Linked DNA regions of Mus musculus: region 2 is linked to region 1. A link is a loop called in an ENCODE intact Hi-C map of the cell type or tissue named here. Cell type or tissue: heart. All regions are shown on one strand. Links, peaks and the distances in the headings refer to the core of each region. The heading gives the core; the rest is flanking DNA.

Region 1 (9,165 bases), core at 2,658-7,657:
TACTGGATAGCACAACTCCCTGAGCTAAAGCCCCACCCTCAGGACTCGGCTCAGTGCAAGGACTCACATCTTCTCCCCACAGAGTTGTGGTCACCACCTTCCCTGACATGTCCATCAAATAGATATTTCTCTTAGCAACTTCTCTGTTGTTCGACTTCACTGTGATTTTAATCGAATCTTCATAGCTCTTGCAGATTCCAATGATGTCTGAAACAAAGAACACTTTGTAAGAGCTCCCATCAAGGCTCCTCTTTAAAACACGGCAGGGACGAAAGGCAAGCACGCTAGTCACGCATCACCCCAAACACTGGAGACAAAAATCACCACTCTTTGCCCTCAACCCTGGACGCACCTACTAGTGCGTCTTTAGCCTTGCTCTCTAGGTCACCGATCCCTGTGAAATCAAACTGAACTGTGGGTAAGTGATGGCCATCTTCACAGGGAAGGACAGAAGTCTCATTATTGAAGGTCATCTCATAGTCATTTTTAACAGCGGAGAACTGTTTGTTAGCGATCTTCAGGGCGCCCTTTGAGAAGTAATACACCTGCAAAAGAGGCCAAGTCAGGGCAAGCTACTCAGTCCATCAAAGCCCGCCCCACAATGCAGCCTTCCAAACTGTGCTCATGGCTCTCACAGTTCAGCCTGTCAGCTCTGACTCAACACCGTCTTCTTACCTTGTTCACTTCAATAAGGGGAAAGAACTTGTCCACTTGCTCATTGAAAGCAGTAGCTCTGATTTCACCCTGCAGAAGCAAGGGAGAGCACATTAGAACTGCGCTGCTAGGCCCTCGCTCTCAACAGCGAGAGCAGGCCATTTTGACAGTTAGACACCATCCTCGGAGCAACAGTCCAAGTGTAAAGAGACCCTCACAGGGCTGCAGACATTGCAGAATCCCACATATACAGTTACATTTTCAAGCTATCAGCTCTGGTAAAACAAAAGCAGCTCAGCCACCCGAGCCTACAGTTGTAAGTTAACACATAAAACGAGGGAGCCTCGAGATGATCTGGAAGACAAAGGTGTTTCCTGTGCCAACCTGGCCACCCTAGTTTAATCCCGGAACCCTCGGGATGGAGAAGACAATCGCCCCACCAAGTTATTCTCCAGCCTTTGCACACGTGTGCATGCATACACACGAAAATAATTCTTACATCTTATCAAAACATTTTTAGAAGGAATAGCTTAATATTCCGATAATGAAACCTAATATTCTGGGTCCCGAGTGATGGGCTGGAAGCCCACAGGAAGGCGTGCTGAACTCCAATGATTCAGCACTCTTCCTCACGCCCGCAACCTAAGTGACGGCTTACTTCACAGTCAGGAGCTGGTGCCAAAAATGTTCCAACAAGTCATGCTTTCAAGCTGACTGCACTGTTACTTTTCTGTCAGGCAATATGTTACAGATGGATAAGAAACTTAACTAAATGGCTAAAACCTTACCCAGACAAGCTGCAGGAAATTAGTTTCTGATACTGAATCTGCCATCACAGTTAAGATATCTGCTGTGCTACACCGTGACAAGAGGAAGAAGAGGGGGAGAGAGCCCCAAAGCTTTGCCCTTCCCGGTATCATGGCTTATTTTACGTGTGTGGGTGTTTTACCAGCATGTATGTGTGAGCATCACTGAGTGTCTGATGCCTGAGGTGACCAGGAGAGGTACTGGATCACTGACACGGGAGTCACAGATGGTTATGTGCTACTCTGTTGGTGCTGAGAATTGAGCCCAAGTCCTCTCAAAGAACAGCGAGTGCTCTTAAATGCTGAGCAGTCTCTCTGGCCCCTGCATTTTGCTTTAAGTAAAGCCTAGTGAGTATAAATGATCAGAAGCCCTCCCCGCAGACTAGTTAAAGCTGAGTAGCTGCTGCTCCTTCTGCTGGAGGCAAACCCGCCCTGCTCGGCAGGTATCACCCCAGGGCTTCAACTGTGCCCCTAGCAATGTAATTAGAGCGCTGCAGTCTCTGCAGACGGAGACTATTTACAGTCCACCAATCTGTATTGCTACAGACGCGTCCCTTTAGGAGCACTTTATCTCATGTCTGACCCTGTGCCCCAGATAGCATCAAAGGTCTCCAACAGAAGGAAAGCCACAATGACCGCCATGTTCCTCGGAGCTGAGCCCCACCCGAGTCAAGGAGGTCAGCAGCTTCCCGAATGGAATGGCGCATACTCAATGGCGCATACTCACGCTTTCATCCACAAGTTCTAGAGAGAAAAGCTTTCCTTCCCCCCGGGAATTACTCCAGGTGCGGATCTGACTTTTGTTGGTGACACGGGCACAAATAGTCCACCTAAAAAACCAAACAGGTAACATTAGTGTTTGGAGTCTCTCTCACTTGGAATAAAGATAAGCAGGAAATCATCTTCCGAGGCCTTTCTTCTCTCTTCTGCAGTCTGTCAATGCTAGCTGTATTTTAATCCAGCTAATTAAAACCCCAAGATGACAAACAGGTTTGACAGTTTACAGAATAAGCAAACAGTAAAATATACCAGGTAGTTTAACACTAACTCAGTCTCCTGTCAAATAAGTAAATCTATAAGCCCTCTCCCTTCCTCAAAAAACATCACCAAGGCAACAATATCCCTTTAATGAAAGGTTCCAAGGGAAAAACTGCAGTTATACTAGCAATTATAGTTTGCCACTATTTTCAATTACAGGAGCCGACACAATCACTATACAATGTCTGTCACATTTCTAATGCATCCCAAACATAAACTCAAGGCTACAAAGCATGGCATTTATTCATGGGCCACCAAAAGAAAGACCCCCAAATGGTCTGACCTGAGAGAGCGCCTACCATAAAAGGAGTTCCCAGACCCAAAACCCTGGCCTGGCGTCTCTCCTCAAAGTTGGATATACTGGTTTCTTTACTTACAATTTGACAGGGGAAATTATCTCCCCTATTTTACCAAGCATTGCAGGATAAATAAGAACATAGCTTAAAGAATTCTAGAGAAAAAAAAAAAAGTCCACTAATGTTCAATGTTTTAATTAATTTTTAATGGGAAAAAGTAATATCAAAGAAATCCATGTCTACGGCATATTAATGTGGTTAATGCAAACAGGACAGATTATCTTGGCCAAATTAAACCACAGTAACACGTTTTGAACTAAAAGTCATCTATTTATACGAGATGAAATGTGAATTAGCGTGCGCGCGCAGGTGCACACATGCACACATACAAACAGAGTCTTTTTATTCTTAAGCCTACCAAATAACTCTTTAAGCAGTAAATAATTTTAAGCTCTAAAATTTAAAAAATAGTGAAACCCCTTCAGGCTATGACAGAATGCTGCTTTTGCCATTCTTTCTGATAAAAGTCCCAAAGGGTGTCATAATCTGTATCCTTCTTAGAAAAGTAAGGAGCACATCCTATGAGCTGGTGACCTGAGTTTTACACCCAAGTCACACGTCAGCACACAGCAATGTCCTGGACCATTTGTGAGGAGCCCCACGCTGGTCCTGAGCAACAACTCACTTGGACTGGTACGGGGTGAGGCTGGCGATGGGCACCACTTTGGACTGTGTCCCACCTGAAGGCTGCAGCAGGCCAGTTCCGGCAGGTTTTCCAAATGGCTTTGAGGCACCATAAGCCTTAGCTGCAGTGGAACCTATGCAAACACACAGGAAAAGGGCAGTCATTCCCGTTTTATTTCTCGAAGTGAATGTACAGGCACCATGGCACGCATCTGGAGGTCAGATGATAATCTCAAAAAAATCCAACTTTTGTGAGACAGGCTCCCTTCATTGTCTTCCCACCACACTTGCCAGGTTAGGGGCACAAGCTCCCAAGGAGTATCTGCTCTCCTAAGGGCACTGCCATCAGAGACACTCTGACTACTACACCTGGCTTTTAGGTGGGTTCTGAGGATTTGAACGCAGATCATCATGGTTGTATAGCAAATTTTTATTCACCAAGCCAGACAACCGTTTTTTAACTTTTTTTAAAAAAAGATTTATTTTTATGAGTACAGTGTGGCTGTCTTCAGACACACCAGAAGAAGACATCAGATCCCATTACAGATGGTTGTGAGCCACCATGTGGTTGCTGGGAATTGAACTCAGGACCTTTGGAAGAGCAGTCAGTGCTCTTAACCGCTGAGCCATCTCTCCAGCCCTTATTTAACTTTTAAAAGTTTAAAATTAATTCTCATTATGCACGTGCCACAGGGAAGTGTAACATAAGCACATGTGTTTGAAGTATATATGGGGATGTAGTTATGTGACGGCCAGAGGACAACTCTGTGAAGTTGATTCTTTCCTTTCACTGTGGGTCCTCGGAGCGTCAATAGGGTCAGCAGGCATTTTACCAGCTGAGCTATCTTGTGGGCCACCAAACTTATTTTTAAAAAGCTAGAAGTTGGTTAAAGAGAAGGAATTCATGTAATTGAAATAGAAAAGCAGAGTTGAAGAGGGAGGAGAGGAGGTGAGTATGATATGGTAAGAAAAACCAAGAAAAAACCTCTACAAGTAAATCTAGTCGTGTTCCACAGATCACTATGTTCAAGGATGGTGTCCCAGAAAAGGGTCCTAAAACAAAGCCCAGGAAGTAATCAAAATGATCCCATCCAGACCTGCTACAGAGAAGCTGGGGGGAAGGAGGGAGAGGCCCTGTAACCTCAAGTCCCCGGGCAGCACAGCAGAGCTGTGCCCAATGATCTCCGTGATACAGGACAACAGGATATCTGAGAAGGAGTCCCAGTGAGCGTGTAGCAGAAGCCAGAGGCCTCGAACAAAACCAACAACTTCACCATGATGAACATCATGAAGATGTGTGGACAAAAGGGTGCACTCTGGGACACAGTGTCACACACTACAGCTTCCACCTGGGACAAAAAGTCACACACTACAGCTTCCACCTGGGACACAATGTCACACACTACAGCTTCCACAGTCAGATTATTTTTCTTCTAGCGGAGAGGCTGCAAGGGTGGAGGGCAGGTACAAGGGAACAGGGGTGAGTGGGATCGGGGTGCATGATGTGAAACTTACAAAGAACCAATAAGTTAGGAAAGAGAGATGAAGACATAGAAGCCATGGCCAACAACCCCAGCACTCTGGAGGCAGGCAGGAGGGTCTCCATGCCAAAGGTAATGAATGCTATGTCTAAAGAGATGATAAAGTCCCATGAGAGTTACAAAGTCAGAGGAGAAACTTGGACAGAAAAGCCAAATGTAACAAATGCATGGTAGGTGGGGAAAGGTGGGGATTTAAAAGAAATTTCACAAAAAGGCACAGAATGTAAGGTGAAAGCGAGCGACTACCAGATAAAGCATCAACTAAGAGGAGTCAGGAACAGTGTATTTTAACTACCTTTATAAAAAAAATACTCGGGCTGGTGAGATGGCTCAGCGGTTAAGAGCACCGACTGCTCTTCCAATGGTCCTGAGTTCAAATCCCAACAACCACATGGTGGCTCACAACCATCCATAACAAAATCTGATACGGTCTTCTGGAGTGTCTGAAGGCAGCTACAAGTGTACTTACATATAATAAGTAAATAAATAAATAAGTATTAAAAAATATGCAATAATTGGAATTATTCTTTGCAATTCTACTATGAATGGAGTTTTTGTTCCTGTTGTTTGTTTTCCGAGCCTGTTTCATGTAATCCAAACTGGCCTGGAACCTGCTAAATAGTGGAAGATGACCTTGAACTTCTGATTCCCCTGTCTCCACCTCCCAAGTGCTGGCCTAGGCTACTCTGCCTGACTCAGGCTCAGTGAATTTTCAAACACTGCTTCAACCTTGACCCCTAACTTCCATCTCTTGGGTCCCATCTTACCCATTCCCAGACTCCCATTCTGTGGCTGGGGCTTGCTGGCTGGTGGTGTCGCTGCAGAGGCTGGGGAAGGGACTGCTTGCTGCTGCTGCTGCTGCTGCTGCTGCTGCTGCTGCCCATATCCTGGAGATCAAAACAGGCCAATTCAGTGCAAACCCAGTCAAGAGATTTCAACACCAGCAGTAAATACCTTAGGAAAACCCACCTTTGGCTCTTAGAGGAGCAGACTGCACCACGCTGCACACCCTGTGTCTGCAAAGGGCTCACTTTTTTGTCTGCGCATAGTAAAGACTGGTTCCATTTCCCTTTCAACTGTTTAGAATTGACAGCTTTCAGTTTTAATGAGGTTCTCCCTGAAGCCTTGCCCATTTCTCCTTCAAGAACCTGCAGTAAAGTCACTGGGCTCAATCTGTGATACTACCACTATTTCCATAGCAACAAATCGATGTCATCAACAGGACGGTGTGTTCGTGGCAGGATCCATTAGAAGAGAAAGCAGGGTGGTAAGGAAAACCTAAAAGCAGTTCAATTGTCTCTCAAGTGCTTTGGCTTCAAAGGAAAAGGAGACGTTTACAAAGGGTTCTACCCTTTCCCCCAAACAAAGCAACCTTATTTTGCAACTGACAGCTGGTGGAAAATATGAGTTGAAAGAGTCTCAGGTACCGTGAAGTGCTAGTGAACTGTCACAGCAGGGAGAGATGAGAACAGAGTTCAGAAGCAGCCGTGTCAAGGCAACAGGGAGATAAAAAGGAGGGGGACCGAGCACGCTTCTAAAGCAGCAAATAAGACGCGCCACCCTGTCGGAGTGTGTATTTGCCCTTCACCCTTTATACAAATGTTTACCAAGTTGAAGAATGTTAACATTGTAAATTGCCTACCACTATTTCTAAAATAACGAGTTTATGGGGTTTGATTTTACTTCTGTGATTGGCTCTGAAGGCTGAAGCCAGCCTCGTTTAGGCTGCTCACCTGGAGTGCTTGTAGATGACAAAGGCAGCTAAAAAAAAAAAAATGTCCCAGAGCTCCTGAAACACTAAAACTGGTGCGCACAGGCAGGAAGTCTCCCTTGCCACTGAGGCTCTCCCTTCTCCAACTGTAAGTTCTAACTCCTGCTGGGCCTCCTGAGGTCCCAACTCACCGGGCATGCTACATGCCCATGGAATTCATTTTTGGCAAAATTACTCTTAAGTAGCTCAAGGAATGAGACGTAATTGTGTTGCTGGAGACAAATACATTCAGCACAAAGTTGAGAAGATTAAATAGAATTGATTATGCTTTAGTTCATCCTACAGAGAGAAAAAGTGAGACACCTATTTACATAGGAGAGGGGCCCAGGCTACTGACAATGAGCCCTTCCTTTACAGCTCAGCCTTCCCATTATCACTCAACTCAGACACCCAGCCCAGTTCAGTCTATGTGAAGCATTTTTAAAATCAGCAAGAGAAAGGTGAGTTGCTCAGTAGTACACTGAAGGAAAGTAGAAATGAGCACACAGTGACCTGCTGCATAAGACACAGTTTAAAAGGTGACCTATCTTCCAGCGAAGTTCTTGCCTTCTTTAAAAAGAATGTGGTATTTGCTGGTATGTGCACCTCACGAAGGTGCTTGCAGCTATGTGGAGGGCAGAGACCATCCTGAGGGAATCGGGTCTCCTTCCACCAGAGTCCTAGGGATGGCACAAAGGCACCGGGCTTGACAGATGCCTTTACCTGCTGAGCCCTTTCCCCAGCCTCTCCTTTTCTACAGTCTCCAAATTACCTGAGGTAGGAGCCTCATTCTCAGAACCATTTCTGCTGCGCATGTCTGACTGAACTGGATATGGTCACTCGACTCAATTTCTATAAAAAGATAACTGAGGAGCCGGCTTGGTTGGTAGAGAAAACATAAAGACCCGAGTTTTGTTCCCACATGGGGCGTGCGTGCTAGAGAGGTGAGGACGGACTAGGCAGGGAGCAGAGGTAGGCAGATCCCAGGCCTCAATAGCCAGGCAGCCCAACCTGAGCTCTAAGTTCAGTAAGGGAGCCTGTAACCACAGAAGACACTGTGCCGTGTAACCACGGCAAGCGGCCCGCTGCAGTGGCATCTGCTCATAGCCACAGCTACCCAGGAGGCTGAGCCACAAGACTCATTGAAGCTGGAGGTCAAGGCCAGCATAGGTACCATAGGTAGACCCCCATCTCAAAGTTGAACAGTAAACATATATTTTACTACAATTAAAAAAACAAGGCCGGGTGTGGTGGCGCATACCTTTAATCCCAGCACTCGGGAGGCAGAGGCAGGCGGATTTCTGAGTTCGAGGCCAGCCTGGTCTACAAAGTGAGTTCCAGGACAGCCAGGGCTACACAGAGAAACCCTGTCTCGAAAAACCAAAAAAAAAAAAAAAAAAAAAAAAAACCAAAAACCCAACACATGTACCTATTCTAACATAGAATTTTCATTTTTTATAAGAATTACAGTTATAATTTTTAGTTGAACATAATACAATGATAAGTCTCCAACTGATAATCTGAGGCTGGGGGTGTAGCTCATTTAGTAGAGTACCTGCCTAGCAGTCGCTAAGTCCGGGTAGTCCCTTGCCTGTATCCCAGTGCTTGGGGAACAGGCAGAAAGAGGACCAGAAGTTCAAGGTGCTCCTCCTCTTCAGGTAATGAGGAGTCTGAGCCAGCCTGGGATGCGTGAGACACACCAGTAACAGCAACTACTGCCTGGAGTGCTCACTCTGGACCAGGAACAAGAGTTAAGTGCGTTACTCCCGTAACTGTCTGCACAATGATGGAGACAGTACGTCATCTTTAACATCTTTGGCTGAGAAGAGAAAACCTGGTATTCCTCAGCTCGTTCTGGCTAAGTTCATGTACTTCATCATCATGCAGTTAATTTGTAAACAACCAATCCTGGCAGCAATAACTCTAATTATATAGAACATAAGATGTGGTAATTAGGAAAAGCTACTAATCCACTTAATAGAGTAACCTTTATCTCTTGCAAATCTGGTACAAGAGACAGTCCCAAATCAAATGATGGCAAGAATTCCAGAGCATTGTAAATAGCAGCAATTGCCCTTCAATTAACGCATTGTAACGCAGCAGCTGCCCACAAGACCTCAAATCAATCAGTCTATAGCTAAGGAAAAATCTTTCTAAAGCCAAAACCATTCTACAAAGCAGTAACGTAGGCTCCGTTTATAATAACCTGTTTTGGGCCACCTGCAAATCAAGCTATCCCAGGAAGCCAGATCGTAATTCTTAGGCTCTGCTGGCTACACACTGGTCCCAAGCCATGAGGGAACTAGATTACAGCAGGCTCCGCCCTCGGTGACCTGCTCATAGCTATCATTCTTACAGTCTATTATGGCAAGTGAGCTCTGGGCAGAGAAAAATTC
Region 2 (9,165 bases), core at 2,813-7,812, 50 kb after region 1:
GAGCCTTTAGTTTGGTTAGCAGATCGCGCCCCAAGAGGGGAGCAGGGCACTCAGGTATCACCAGAAAGGAGTGGGTCACTATATTTTTGTCTATCTGAAGAGCTCGTTTGGTCGTCCAGGGGTAAAATTTACTACCAGTGGCTCCAATTACCATGGTCTTTTTGGAGCCTAGCTTGCCTAGGGGGTTAGTGAGTACTGAATGTTCTGCTCCGGTGTCTATCAGGAAGTTGACGGGAGTCCCCTCCACGGACAAAGTTACCCTAGGCTCAGGGAGGGGGTCTGAGCCCCGACTTCCCTAATCATCTTCTAGGGTTAGGACCTTGGATCGCTCCCGCTTTTTAGGGCAATCTCTAGCCCAGTGTCCTTTCTCTTTGCAATAGGCGCATTGGTCTTTTTCCAGTGGTATCTTTTTGCCACCTTGCGGTTTCACTGCCCTGTTGCCCAGGAGCCCTATTTTACCTTTTCCTGACTGTCTATCATTCACAACTGCGGCCAAAATTTTACTCAGATTTCTCTCCTGACGGCGATCCCGTCTATTTTCCCTCTCCTCTATTTCTTTCTTCTCTCTCTCCTGCCTCTCTTCTTCTGTTTCCCTCTTATGATAGACTTTTTCTGCTTCTTTTACTAAATCTTGGAGCGTATGATCTTGGAGCCCCTCCAGCCTTTGCAGCTTTTTCTTAATGTCGGGAGCGGACTGACCAATGAAGGCCATGGCTACAGCGGCTCTCTGCCCCTCTGACAAGGGGTCAAAAGGGGTGTATCTCCTATATGCCTCCATTAGACGCTCAAGGAAGACTGAGGGTGGTTCAGTCTGCCCCTGCAAGACCTCTCTTACCTTAGCCAAATTGGTGGGCCGTCTAGCGGCTCCTCTGAGACCTGCCACTAGAGTCCGGCGATAGACAAGGAGGCGTCCCCTACCTTCCGCGGTGTTGTAGTCCCAGTTGGGGCGGTTCAAGGGGAAAGCCTCGTCCACGAGGTTAGGGAGGGCAGTGGGTGTGCCGTCCTCTCCCAGAACATTTTTTCTCGCCTCTATGAGGATTCTTTTTCTTTCTTCTGTTGTAAAAAGAACCTGCAAAAGCTGCTGACAATCATCCCAAGTGGGTTGATGGGAGAACATAAGTGACTCAAGGAGCCCAGTAAGTCCAGAGGGGTTCTCTGAGAAGGGAGGGTGGTTAGTTTTTCAATTATATAAATCAGAAGAGGAAAAAGGCCAGTACTGTAAAGGAATGAGATCATTAGGTCCTGGTGCTGGCCCTCTCACATGTGCTCTGAGTGGCAAGGCAACTGTTGAGTCTGGCCCCCCTTCCTCCCCGGGGCTTCGGCCTCGGCGACTCCGAGTCTCCCCCGCCGGTCCCTGAGCCCCTCTCGCTATTGGTCCCTGTGGTGGGGCAGCTGCAGGTGGCTGTTGGGGCAGGGGGTAAGGGGGAGGTTGGGAGTCTATCCAGAGGAGGTCGTCAATCTCTGGATAGATCTTGGGGGGTGCTGATGGGCCAGACTTTCCGGCTGCATCAGACTGGGCAACCGCGACCGTCAGTTTCGAAGAGTTTGGGGTCCAAGGCTTGACCCACGGAGGTGGGAATTGGACGAGATTCTGCCAGGTCACAATGTAGGGGATCTGATCAGGGTGACCCCCTTCCTCCTGAAAAACAATTCGCCTGACGGCAGCGATTAGTGACAAGTCAAAAGCACCCTCAGGTGGCCAGCCTACTCTAAACGTTGGCCACTCGGAGGCGCAAAAGGTCTGCCACGGACCCTTTCTGACTTCCACCGACTGGTTGTGGGCTCTGACCCGCACCTCCTTCCAATGCTCCAGAGTCAGAGAAAGGGGAGTGGACACAGATTGTCCCATTTCTAGAAAAACAGTAGACACAACAAGAGCGGACACGAGACTAAGACAAAAAAGAAACCAGAAACGGCGGCGACTCTGCGTCGACCACAAGCAACTCAAAGAATCAGATGGCCTTTCTAAGGCCGGCCGATTGAGACCCTCTGCACGAGGTGGGACTCGAACCCACGATCTCGTGACCAAACGCGAGGTGGGACTTGAACCCACGGTCTCGCAACAAAACGCGAGGTGGGACTCGAACCCACGATCTCGCAACTGGGCACGAGGTGGGACTCAAACCCACGATCTCGCAACCCCAAATGGTCTCTTGGCCTCCAAAGGGGTCCACCAGGCGTCCCTGGTCCTCCCCTGTTTTTCCTGGGACGTCTCCCAGGGTGAACGGACGGTGGACACCTGGACACGTCTATCCTTATCCACCCCGCGTTCCCTCTCGGAGCGCGGTCTCACTGAGCATCCGCAAAACCGAAACTGCGATCGCACCAAACTTAGAAACAGAACACAAACATCAGACCAAAACAGAACAAAGAACCTTACCTCTAAGTGGGTCTAGGACCTCTGGGTGGTCGCGCTGTTTCCCGGCCAATGCACCAAAATGAAAGACCCCCGAAGGGAGACCCTCACTCAAGCACTCAAGCCCCGGGACAGCCGCGGACCCAAGAAGACACTGAGACCGTACTCAAAATGTAGAAGGCAAGATTTAATAGAACAACAGCAAGAAAGCACATGGAACATAGACCAGAGCTCTGGGGTCGAAACTCATGCACCTAGTGGTGTAGAGGAGAATCGACGACCAGCCAAATTTTTCATAGGCTTATATAGTAAAACTCAAGGGGGGAGAGCTGGGCAGGGAAAGTACAAGTTTACATCACTAGGGGGTTCTGTCAAGGGACAAGGGGTTCTGCCAAGGGAATCTACGTAACTAAGGGGTCATGTCCTATTATTTGGCAATGTACCCGGTTCATTTTGAGGTTGTTTTAGGAGGCCCTTATCTCAAAAATGTTCTTGGAACAGTTTTTAGTTGGGAGGGTTCGAACTCTAGGGTGAGGAGTTCAGGAAAGCATTCTGGGGTGAAGAGTTCAGGAGTGTTCCGGGAACAATCTCTAGATGGGAGGGGTCGGGTTCTGGGGTGAAGAAGAGTTCAGTAAAAATTTTTATTCTTCAGTTTCCATAAGGTATTTTGGTCATAGCAACATAAAAAGCTAACTATAAAAACTAAGTTGTATATGAAGAAACCTCCTTCTGCCAAAACTGTCCTTTCTACTCTGCTTTTTTGTTCCCAATTCTTAATATAAATCCAGCTAAACGTAGCTAGTAACAGTCCAACCACAGCCTTGGCTGCCTTAAAATTCACTCCAGTGTATTAATCCATCGCTCAGCCCTCCACAGTCTCAAGGCATGGCAAAATGTAGTCGAGTCCTTTGTCACAGTGTCACAGGAATGACTCTAATCCAACTCCCAAGAAAATGCTTATTCCCATCTGAAACCTCAAGAGCACATCCTTAACTCTCTGCATTCTCTTCACCACATGGCAGCCAGCTGTCTCAGGATATTTGATCGTATTGTGAACCCTAAGATTCTGTTATTTATGGAGAAAAAGAAACTATTTCTAGCTAGAGTTGGCTCAGCCTTATTAGCACACATCTTTACTCTCACTGGCTGAAAAAGAGACACACCCTTAGTACTCACCTTTAATTTGAAACAATGAAGGTAAAGTTGGTTTGTAGAGGAGGCACTCCTGCTTGAAAGTGATGTCTAATTGAGTGGCAGACAAAGTGAAGAATCAGAGAAAGGTTTGACAGGATAGGATCTGCCCAACCCTCAGGAGAAGAGAGAGGAAAGGGAAGCTACGTAAGGGAGACACAGGTGGTACCGGAGAAGAGAGTGCAGCACAGGATACAGGAGAGCTGTGGAGAGCAGTGCAGTAGAGCTGAGAGGGAGAGTAGAGCGGCACAGAGGGGGAGGAGGAGGCAGGTTTACCGGGAGAGCTTTACAGAGAAGGATGGAAGAGAGAACAAACTAGACACAGTAAAGACAGAACAAGCAAGAGAGTGTGAAGGAGACAAGAGATTAGAAAAGATTGCTAGAGTTAGTTTGAGACCAAGCAGAGCAATTCAGAGGCCAAGAGAAAAGACAGATTGTGAATAAAATCATCGGGGAGAGGAGTTTGAGCCGGAACAGGGGGACTGAATCAGCCAGCTAGAGTTCAGAAAGAACAGGAAACGGTGATCTCAGCAGCAAGTCCTAAAGGCTGGAACATTCTAGGCTTGGATTAGATTGTATGGAAGCTAGAAGCTTCCAGGGCTAGGCCTAGGTTAGCTGATGGAGCCAGTAAGCCTCCAAGATGACAGTTACATCAGTCAAATAAATACTTTTACAGCCAGGAAGCGGAGAAAGGGAAGGATCAAGGATGAGGTAGCCTCTCCAAGGACATGCCTCTGGTGACAAACTTCCTCCAGTTAGGCCTCACCTTGTTTCTGCCTCCTGGAAGTGTTGCCTTCAGATTATTAATCTATCAGTTGGTCAATCCATTGATTAGATCAGAGCATTCCTGATTTAGTTACTTCCTAAGAGTATGAACTCTGCATTGAACCTCCAACTCAGGAATTTTGGGGGAACTTTTCATTTATAAACCATAGCACTCTGCTGGTTCTTTTCAAAGATATACAGTCAAAGAGTTTTCTATTCTTTTTATGTGTTTATGTATGTTTTACATAAATACACTATATATTTTTTTCTTTATTCTCTATTCAATTTCATTGTGTGCGTTGTTCTGCAGGGGCTTTTCATCCTCACACCTTAATCTTCTTAATAGTCGTGTGATAGAACGAGAATAGTATAAATGTGTCCCAATTTGTTGTTCTTTTTCCTACTGATGAGCTATTAAGTACTTTTTGTTGTTGTTTGGTTTTGTTTCACTGTTGCAAATACTGCTTCAGTAAACAATCTTTATGTGTGTTTTTGAGCACATGCTTAAGAAGTTCAGACAGACTCTTAGAGAATTGCTCCACCCATGGTTATAGGCATCTTAAGATGAATAGATACTACCATATGCATTCAGAAAGCCTTTGTCAGCTTAGCATAAGCAATGCCTGAGAGGTCTCCAACATTCCAAGCAGCTGTCCTTCCTTGGGTTCAGTCCCCAGAACCACTAAATATGAAAAACAAAGGCAAAAAGGGCTGGGGTTTAATCTATAGCTTTCTGATCACAAGGGAAATAGTATTCCTTTTCTGTCATTACAGCTCATTTGTGTTTCCTCTGTAAGTTCAATTTGCGTCCTTTGTCCATTTTGTTAGTGGTTCATCTTACATCTACCTATAAGTCTGGCTGTTTGAATATTTGATATACTGTACTATGTATGCTACTGATCTTTCTGGTTTTTAAAAATCTTTTAAGATTTAATGGTGTCTTTCATTATACAGTCATATGTATATGTATACATCCATATCCACAGGTTCTGCAAACCTAGATTCATTTGACCTTAGATGAAAAATATTAATCAGGGAAAAGAATCCCGGCAACTCCTCAGAAGCTAAACTTGAATTGCATCACACTGTACTGAGTCCATGTGTAGGCACACCGTTATAACTTCCTGCTTGACACACATGCTCTATCCAGCACTCTGTGTCGTCTGAGCATTATTCTCTGCATCTGATTTTGTTTTTAATTTTTTGTGTCTGAATATTTTATCTGCATATGTTGTTATGTACCGTGTGTATCAGGTATCCATGGGGGCTGGGGAAAGTTGACAGATCACCCAGGACTGGAGTTACAGAGTATTGTGAGCCACAACATGGGGCTTGGGAATTGAACCTAGGTGCTCTTAACCCCCTTATTCTCTACATTTATTACAGCATTTGTGATACATGTAAGTAGCCCTAAAATGCATCTGTACTAGACATGTAAGCTCTTTTGTCTTGTCCTTAGGCACTGAACCATATGACATAACAACTACGTATATGGTATTTATGTTACCTTAGGTATTATAAGTAACATATAGGGCCAATGGTAGAGATCTCACCTAACATATGTAAAAGCCTGGTCTTAGTCTCTAGCACCATCACCCCCCCACACACACACATGTTGTATAGACATGTTGTAAAGAATAAACAAGGATGTACATATTACATGCAAATACTAAACCATATTTTATAGGGACTTAAGCACTGGCAAATTGTGTGTGTGTGTTTGTGTGAATTCACACAAGCATATCTGTTATTTGGGCTGGGTTGTGTTTTTTTAGTGTATTTTTTAGATTTATTTTATGTATGTCTGTGTATCACATGTGTGTCTGGTGCCCACAGATGCCAGAAAAGGACTTTAGACCCCCTGGAACTGGAGTTACAGATTATTGTGGGTACCAGGAACTGAACCCAGGTCCTCTGCAAGAGGAACAACTGCTCTTAACTGATCGGTCTTTCTAGTCTCTTGGTTGGTTGGTTGGTTGGTTGGTTGGCTGGGTTTTTGTTTGTCTGTGCTTGTGTTTGTTTTTTGTTTTTGTTTTCTATGTAAACCTGTTCCAGAACTTGCTATGTAAAACAGGCTGAGCTTGAAGCCATAGTCATCCTGCCTCTCCCTCTCTAGTACATAAACTATATGTAGGTATATATCACCATACCCACCTTCCGCGTTTGTTTAAGATAAGGTTTTGCTATATAGTCCTTGCTGGTCTAGTATTTGTCATTTAGCCCAGGCTGACCTCAAACTCATAGCCATCCTCCTCCCTCAGCCTCAAACACTGGGATTACTAGTGTGCACCACATGGCTGGCTTGTCATTTTCCCTTATTGTTAGCATTCTGTTGAAGCTTTGCCTCACAGTTACCTGGCAACAGCCAGGCATGCTTGACTCACTATAAAAGGGCCTGCTTGCCCCCTCCTCTCTCTCTGTTCCTCTCTTGCTTTTGCCTTCCCACTCCTGCTCTGTCCTCTTGTCCCTCCCCCCCCCCCCACCACATGCTTATGGCTGGCCTATACTCATCTACTGTTCTACTCTCTTTCTCTGCCTTTCTCTGTTTCTACTACCCTCTTAACTTCCCTCCCCAGACCCTTAGTAAACTCTATTTTATACTATACCATTGTGTGGCTGGTCCCTCGGGGAAAGGATGCCTCAGCATGGGCCCACCGAGGCACCCCCTTCCCCACACCTCAGCTCACCTCCATATAACATATCCCCCCTCTATTTATCTTTTTATAAACACATCGCTTACAGCTTCTGAATTATATGTCTTGCTTATTAGATCTATTCTACATCAAGATTATAGAAGTGTATTTTCTTCTAATGCTTTTGGATAGTTTTATACTTTCAACTTTTTAATCCATCCAAAATGTTTTCTAGCTTATTAACATATAATTAATAGATTAAAATTAAGTATATCTAAGGTGTTATCTTAGTCAATGTTCTACTGCTTTAATGAGACACCATGGACAAGGCAACCCTTATTTATAAAAGAAAACATTTATCTGCGGCTTGCTTACAGTTTTAGAGGCTTTAGTCCATTATCATCATGGCAGGGAGTGTGGTGGCATGAAGGCAAGCATGGTGCCAGAGAAGGAGCTGAGAACTTTACATCCTGACCCACAGCAGGGGAGGGAGGGAGGGAGGGAGGGAGGGAGGGAGGGAGGGAGGGAGGGAGAGAGGGAGAGAGGGAGGGAGAGAGAGAGAGAAAGAGAGAGAGAGAGAGAGAGACTCCTTCAACAAGGCTCCACCTCCTAATCCTTCTCAAACAGTTCCATTCCCTGGTGACTAAGTAGTGAAGTCCATTCTCTCTCAAACCACAATGTGATATTACAATATGCATACACATCTGAAATTAGTATTTATATGATTGGTCAGTTTTTGTCAACTTGACACATACCTAGACATACGAGAGATGTAATCTGAATTGAGGAATTGCCTTTATCAGATGAAATGTGGGGCCATTTTCTTGATTCTGTTGCTGTAAGAGAGCCTATACCTAGGCAGGTGATCCTAAGTATAAGAAAGGTAGCTGTCTAAGCCTGGGCATAAGCCTGTAGGCCACCTTCCTCCATGTTCCTGCTCCAGTTCCTGCCTCCAGATTCCAGCTTAATGAACTCCTATCATGACTTCACTCAATGATATACATTTATCAGGACTCGTAAGGCAAATAACTCTTTCCTCCCCAGGTTGCTTTTATCACTGTTTTATTACAACAACAGAGAACAAACTAGGATGGTAATTTACCTTTTATTTATTTATTTTTGAGCCAGACAATTTTCTACAGTGTTTATTAAACGACCCATCTTCTTCCCAGATGCCGTTCTTACTGAAAATTAAGTTACTGCTTACTTTTTAAATTTGTTTCTAGATTCTGTGTGCCAAAACAAAGAGTTTTAATTACTATGACTTCATTCATTTTATAATTCTTGGAGTTTCAGGTTAACAGAAACCCACCTCAAATTTGAAATTTGTAACTATGAAAATACTAACATTTTTAAAAGCAGATATGTATTTGGAGGCTTGGAGTATGCCGGGAAACTTCATATTTCTTCAACAACCAACAGACTTTGCATTTGGTAATGCTATACCCATTCTTAGCCCAGGATACATTCATAGATTACTAACCCCATAGAAGGAGACCTTCCTTCTGGAGAGTTTCATTGAAAAGTTCGAGGAAGTCTTTATTTTCTTTTTCAAGAGAGGGTAACACTATGTAGCTAGCCCTGGCTGTTCTGGAACTCACTCTGTAGATCTGGCTGACCTTGAACTCATGGAGGTCTTCCTGCTTCTGTCTCCTGAGTGCCTGGGTGGGGGGTGGGGTGGGGGAGGTAAAGCTGTTGGCCACTATGTCCAGCCTTGGGAATAGAGTAGCCTAACCTTGATCTCCCTCATAGCCCTTTGGTCAAAGATCCTCAGTTTCGACTTTGATTACCCAGACTTCCTGTTTCTCTCATGGAACAGTTTCCCCCTGAGATTTACTAGTGGAAGAAAGGCACTCAAAAAGCAGGGAGCCCTCGTACAAATGAGACTTCCTAGCTATATAATTAGGCCGAGATGCACACATCCACAGTCATTACCCTTCTTCAGAGCCTTTGTCATGTCAAGTGTATTTCGCCCATGTGAACTTTAGAACTGGCTTGTTGTGTTTCATAAAAAGTGTAGTTGGGCTCTTGATTGGGATTGTGTTAAATTTATAGATTCATTTAGGGAGAGCTGACAACTTTACAGTATTAAATGTTTTCATCCGCGGAAAAGGTTGTCTTGCCACTTACTTGGGCTTTCTTTTATGCCCTTAAGTAAAGGTTTATAGTTTTCTTTATATCAGTCTTGCACATTTCCTGTTAGATTTATTTTTGCTTGTA

What was found. Peaks named below come from ENCODE experiments on the same cell type or tissue, not always from the same donor. Only the 100,000 strongest peaks of a DNase experiment are listed, where the experiment ranks them.
Region 2: it touches region 1 in a loop (1.8-fold over the local background); 2 of 42 quality-filtered maps call a loop at or near these places.

Annotation. Positions count from the first base shown.
Region 1 is chr11:75,312,626-75,321,790 of GRCm38, forward strand. It overlaps Rpa1 (replication protein A1), which reads right to left. Exons shown (of 17, transcript NM_026653.2): 6 at 5,787-5,906; 7 at 3,480-3,612; 8 at 2,188-2,290; 9 at 676-744; 10 at 353-545; 11 at 68-207. Among named protein-coding and RNA genes, the nearest start is that of Rpa1, 31 kb to the right of the region's middle. In heart, for the core only: no CTCF peak of the experiment used is centred there; no DNase peak of the experiment used is centred there; H3K27ac peaks cover 393 bases.
Region 2 is chr11:75,362,629-75,371,793 of GRCm38, forward strand. The region is part of intron 2 of Smyd4 (SET and MYND domain containing 4); the gene reads left to right. Among named protein-coding and RNA genes, the nearest start is that of Smyd4, 19 kb to the left of the region's middle. In heart, for the core only: no CTCF peak of the experiment used is centred there; no DNase peak of the experiment used is centred there.